Regions from separate parts of the Homo sapiens genome. Here region 1 is linked to region 2. A link is a loop called in an ENCODE intact Hi-C map of the cell type or tissue named here. Cell type or tissue: heart right ventricle. All regions are shown on one strand. Links, peaks and the distances in the headings refer to the core of each region. The heading gives the core; the rest is flanking DNA. Region 1 has its middle 83 kb from the start of KIF5B. Region 2 has its middle 11 kb from the start of KIF5B.

The links. Peaks named below come from ENCODE experiments on the same cell type or tissue, not always from the same donor. Only the 100,000 strongest peaks of a DNase experiment are listed, where the experiment ranks them.
Region 1: it touches region 2 in a loop (3-fold over the local background); 30 of 110 quality-filtered maps call a loop at or near these places.

Annotation. Positions count from the first base shown.
Region 1 is chr10:32,138,180-32,141,095 of GRCh38, reverse strand. No RefSeq gene overlaps it. Among named protein-coding and RNA genes, the nearest start is that of KIF5B, 83 kb to the right of the region's middle. RefSeq lists an enhancer at 1,130-1,859. In heart right ventricle, for the core only: a CTCF peak has its summit at 1,636; a DNase peak (open chromatin) is centred at 1,575; H3K27ac peaks cover 2,284 bases.
Region 2 is chr10:32,066,001-32,068,916 of GRCh38, reverse strand. No RefSeq gene overlaps it. Among named protein-coding and RNA genes, the nearest start is that of KIF5B, 11 kb to the right of the region's middle. In heart right ventricle, for the core only: no CTCF peak of the experiment used is centred there; no DNase peak of the experiment used is centred there.

The DNA.
Region 1 (2,916 bases), core at 204-2,703, 72 kb before region 2:
GGAGTACAAAGAGCTACTAAGTACCGTGAAGCTCTTGTTAGTTATTGAGTAGTAATAGGAATCAGTAGAATCCCCATTCATTTGTATCTCTTCTCGTAATAAGCATCAATTGAGCACCCACTGCATGCAGGGCCCTCTGCTTGTCACCCATGGGGGTACACAGACACAATCTCTACCCTTCCAGAATTTAGCACCTTAAAACCAGCCAAGTGGAGTGCTGGAAACGAGGGGCAAAAGGTGTCCTCAGTGGTGCGCTAAGTTGGTTCTGAGCAATGTGTCACAGTGCAAACCAAAAATAAAATTCTAAAGCCCACTAACCATCTGAATGGATCCCTCCTTTCAGCCAATGGCATTTGAAAGTTCACCTGAAAAAACTAGTTCAGGCCATGATGGAAGGGGGCGTTGGACATGCCTCATGATCCCCTCCTGTCTTTGGAATTCAGGAAAAGCTGACCAACATTAACATTAACACAGACCTTAAGTCTGATAAGAAACATTTACAATCTATTCTCTCTGAAGCCTACTACCCAGAGGCTTCATCCGCATGATAAAAACTTGGTGTCTACAACCCCTTTTCGTAACCCAAACATTCCTTTCTGTTGATAATAACTTTTTCAACCAATTGCCAAACAGAACATTTTAAAATCTATCTATGACCTGGAAGCTGCCCCATCTTTAAGTTGTCCCGCCCTTCCAGATGGAACCAATACACATCTTAGACATATTGATTAATGTCTCGTGTCTCCATCAAATGTATAAAAGCAAGCTATGCCCCGACCTTGTTGGGCACATGTCACCAGGACCCCCTGAGGTGTGTCATGGGTGCATCCTTAACCTTGGCAAGATAAGCTTTCTAAATTGACTGAGTCCTGTCTCAGATGCTTCTGGGTTCATAACGGATACCCCATACCTACATTTTGAATAAACAAGCAAGACTGATGATGGCTGGGTGTGGCGGCTCAAGTCTGTAATCCAAGCACTTTGGGAGGCTGAGGTAGGTGGATCACTTGAGGCCAGGAGTTTGAGACTGGCCTGGTCAACATGGCGAAACCCTATGGCGAAACCCTATCTCTACAAAAAAAAAAAAAAAAAAAAAATGAGCTGAGCATGGTGGCGCATGCCTGTAGTCCCAGCTACTTGGGAGGCTGAGATGGGAGGATTGTTTCAGCCCAGGAGATGAAGGTTGCAGTGAGCCCTAGTTGCGCCTTTGCACTCCAGCCTGGGTGACAGAGTGAGATCCCATCTCAAAAAAAGAATGATGCTGACCACAGCTGGTTTTGCTCACATGTCTCTTTAGTCATCGGAGAGGCCAGGCCCTGGCCAACCCCCAGTCCTCCCGCTGGACTTAATGCATGTGGGCAGTTTGGTTTCTGCCAAAGGCCAACAGGGTTCACCTCAGGTCTGTTAGTGGCACTTTGGGGCTTTAAGTGCAGTCATTTTTAATTCATGAAATTCAAAGGAGACACTGAATGAGTTGGCTCTCCAGCCCTTAACAGGCTGGCCTGAGCATTTTGGGGCGGAAGCATTTTGTAAGGGATTGGAGAAGCCACGCCTTGACCCAGGCAGGGAAAAGGATGACTCAGCCTGAGCCACTGAGGTTGGGCAGGAAACAGCTGATTCTCCTGCTGTGGTGCTAGGCAGGACTGCCTCCCCGCGGGGAGCGGCAGGGGGGTGGGCAGGGGAACAGGTTGCCTTGGGAATCTGGAGTGACTTTAACTGGCAGCTCTTTTTCTTCTCTTCCTTGGGTTATTCCTGGGGATTTGGGGAAAGAGTTGAGCAACAGGCTGGGTTAAAGGAGACAAAATAGAAAGGAAATGAGGAGCTCTGCAAGGCCATCCCTCGAAATAGGCCAGCAAATTCAACTCTTGGAGCCTCTTAGGGAGTCAGGTGGAACCAGGAGGAGCACAAAACACAGGAGAGATCCTTAACACACTGTAAAACGTGAATGTGTTTTTTTGCACCTGGCAAGAAGCCCCCAAAGCTGTACTCTTCAAGGAACTGCCAGCAGCCTGCAGAGATGGTCTTGCGTAGCTTCTGTCAGTCAAGAAAAATGATGAGACAAGTCTCATTTTAGGAGGTTTATTTGCCAAAGCTAAGGACGCACACTGTGACACAGCCTCAGGAGGTCCTGATGACATGTGTCCAAGGTGGGTCGGGGCACAGCTTGGTTTTACACATTTAGGGAGACATGAGACATCAATCAATATATTTAAGAAGTACATTGGTTTGTCCAAAAAGGTGGGTGCCAGGCCTCTGAGCCCAAGCTAAGCCATCATATCCCCTGTAACCTGCATGTATACATCCAGATGGCCTGAAGCAACTGAAGATTCACAAAAGAAGTGAAAATAGCCTTAACTGATGACATTCCACCATTGTGATTTGTTCCTGCCCTACCCTTACTGATACATACATTCTGCCCCACCCTTAAGAAGGTAATTTGTAATATTCTCCCCTAGCCCTTAAGAAGGTACTTTGTATGCCTATCCCAAACCTATAAGAACTAATGATAATCCCACCACCCTTTGCTGACTCCTTTTTTGGACTCAGCCTGCCTGCACCCAGGTGAAATATACAGCCTTGTTGCTCACACAAAGCCTGTTGGTGGACTCTCTTCACACGGACCCGCGTGACATTTGGTGCCGAAGACCCGGGACAGGAGGACTCCTTCGGGAGACCGGTCCCCTGTCCTCGCCCTCACTCCCTAGGGAGATCCACCTACGACCTCAGGTCCTCAGCCCAACCAGCCCAAGGAACATCTCACCAATTTCAAATCTGGTAAGCGGTGTTTTCACTCGTCTTCAGCCTCTCTTGCTACCCTTCAATCTTCCTCTCTCGCTACCCTTCAATCTCCCTGTCCTTCCAATTCCAGTTATTTTCCCTCTCTAGTAGAGACAAAGGAGACACATTTTATCCGTG
Region 2 (2,916 bases), core at 194-2,693:
TTTCAGTCTCCTTGGGAATTCCCTTCTACAGAAGGGAGCTGCTTCATCTAAAATTATGTCCATTCCCCAGGGACAGCCAGCCTGCGAGGCCTAGCCCCTTGTCCCAGTTAGCACTGCCATCCCTGCTCCAGGGATTCCTCCATGAGATCGGCTGAGGCCTCCGTGCCAACTGCATCACAGTCCAACGTCCCTGCTTAATCCTGCTGTTGACAGCTCTCCCCAGTTAACCTTCTGCAAGCAAATTTCTGCCTGAGACACTTCTCCACATCAAACTCAACCTAAGACACACGGCAAAATTCTTTGATACAATTAAAGATAACCATTTTTGGCCGGCGCAGTGGCTCACGCCTGTAATCCCAGCACTTTGGGAGGCCTGAGGAGGTCAGGTTTGAGACCAGCTTGGTCAACATGGTGAAACCCCATCTCTATTAAAAATACAAAAATTAGCCAGGCATGGTGGCGTGCTCCTGTAATCTCAGCTGCTGGGGAGGCTGAGGCACAAGAATCACTTGAACCCACGAGATGGAGGTTGCAGTGAGCTGAGATCATGCCGCTGCACTCCAGCCTGGGCAACAGTGACACTCCATCTCAAAATAATAATAATAATAATAATAATAATAATAATAATAATAACAATTTTTATGTAATTGTAGATTACTACTCTATTAATTGGGTTTAAGTGAATGCACTGGTTGTGGTAACATTCCTGCCAGTTTTCTTATAAATCTGTCTGCTTAATTCTAGGTGTGTGGACTTGGCTTTACAAATGTTAATTTCTGTAGGCCGGGCACTGTGGCTCATGCCTATAATCCCAGCACTTTGGGAGGCCGAGTTGGGTGGATCATCTGAGGTCAAGTGTTTGAGCTACTCAGGAGGCTGAGGCAGGAGAATCGCTTGAACTCAGGAGGTGGAAGTTGCAGTGAGCCGAGGTCGTGCCACTGCACTCCAGCCTGGGTGACAGAGCAAGATTTTGCCTCAAAAAAAAAAAAAAAAGAAAGAAAGAAAGAAAGAAAGAAAAAGGAGTCTGAAAAAACAGTCTGAAAAAAATGTAAAATGTATACGTCTTGTTTTCTAAAAATAGAATAAATTAGCTTGTCAAATCACAGTAAAAATATGAATAAATAGGAGAGACTCTCCAGTTTATTTCTCAATTATGTCCATTCTCCTTATAATTACTAATTATCAGGTGACTTGCTGAGCAAGAATGAAACCTTGGTCATTGAAGACATGAGGATGCTGGGAGCGGTGGCTCATACCTGTAATCCCCACACTTTGGGAGGCCAAAGAGAGAGGATCACCTGAGCCCAGGAGTTGGAGACCAGCCTGGATGACATAGTGAGACCCTGTCTCTACAAAATATTTTAAAATTAGCTAAGTATGGTGGCACATGCCTGTAGTTCCAGCTACTAGGGAGGCCGAGGCAGGAGGATCACTTGAACCTAGGAGCCTGAGGCTCTAGTGAGCTGTGATTGAGCCACTGCACTTCAGTCTGGGCAACAGAGCAAGACCCTATCTCTAAAAAAAATAAAAAATACAAAAATATATGAGGGAAGCTGCTACACCTGGTCAACCAATGGTACGTTTAACCTAACGTTCTGCATAGAGAGGCAAGTTTTGTTAAACATCTTGGCAGTGATCCCTGATATCAACTTTAAATTGTCAGGAAAGTTTTCCAAAATATCCATTATTTGTGCTCTCATGGCCCTGCTTTTATAGAACCTATCCCTATGGTTTCTACTATCCTAACTCCCCCACTAGAATCCTGGTCTTTTTCAATGGGAACCTGTTCATAATTTTATCCCACCAACTTTTGAGCAGAGCATGTTAATTAATAGGCACTCGTTGAATTCCAATTTCAATCAGTACAGAGGACTTATTAGCATTTGTGAGATCCTGAGCACTGAGCTAAGCATTGTTGAAGGAAACGAGCCATAGTCACTGCCCTCAAGTAACTTATATCCTCGGAGTGACAACATAATTAAACTGGAGACCCAGATACAAACTGTGGCAAATTAAATATGGGAGGTTGAATATTCACATTTCTCTTCAAACCCCCTGAAGCTCCACTAAAATGTTAGTAAAGAAATACCAGGCCGAGCGCGGTGGCTGAAGCCTAGCCTGTAATCCCAGCAATTTGGAAGGCCAAGGGGGGCAGATTATTTGATGCCAGGAGTTCGAGACTAGTCTGGCCAACACAACGAAACCCTTCTCTACTAGAAATACAAAAATTAGCCAGGCGTGGTGGCATATACCTGTAATCCGACGTACTTGGGAGGCTGAAACAGGAGAATTGCTTCAGCCTGGGAGGCAGAGGTTGTGGTGAGCCGAGATCGCTCCACTGCACTCCAGCCTGGGTGACACCATGAGACTCTGTCTCAAAAAAACAAAAAAAACCCAAAAAACCCCAAAAAAACAAAATGCCAAAGCCTAAAGCCACGATATAAAGAAAACTTGAAAGAAGACTATCAGCAAACAGGATTTCAACAAAATGTTGGAAATGTGTAACTACCTAAATAGCCTGGAGAAAGCTAAAAACCTAAGCTTGCAGGCAGAATGTCAATAAGTAAGTTAATTCTCTATATAGAACACCAGACAGCCTCGGGAAATGTAGACACCAGGAGGCTGAGGTGCAGGGTAGAGCTGAAAATAGGAGGGTTTAGTTAAAAATGTATATAAAGATCTGTTGGAATGCAATTTCCCCCCCACCAAAAATGCCAGAAGATTGTCCTCTCCCCCAGCACAACAGAAAGAAGGAAGCTCACTCTCTCGAGAAGTTGAACCAGGGAGGCTGTGGACTCAGGGACATCACACACACAAAGATGGGGTGAGTCGCCTACTGAAAACAGGGAAATAAAACCTACAAACTGAATGTTAAGATTGCGTAACCCCATCACTTCTGAGAAAACTGGCAGCCAG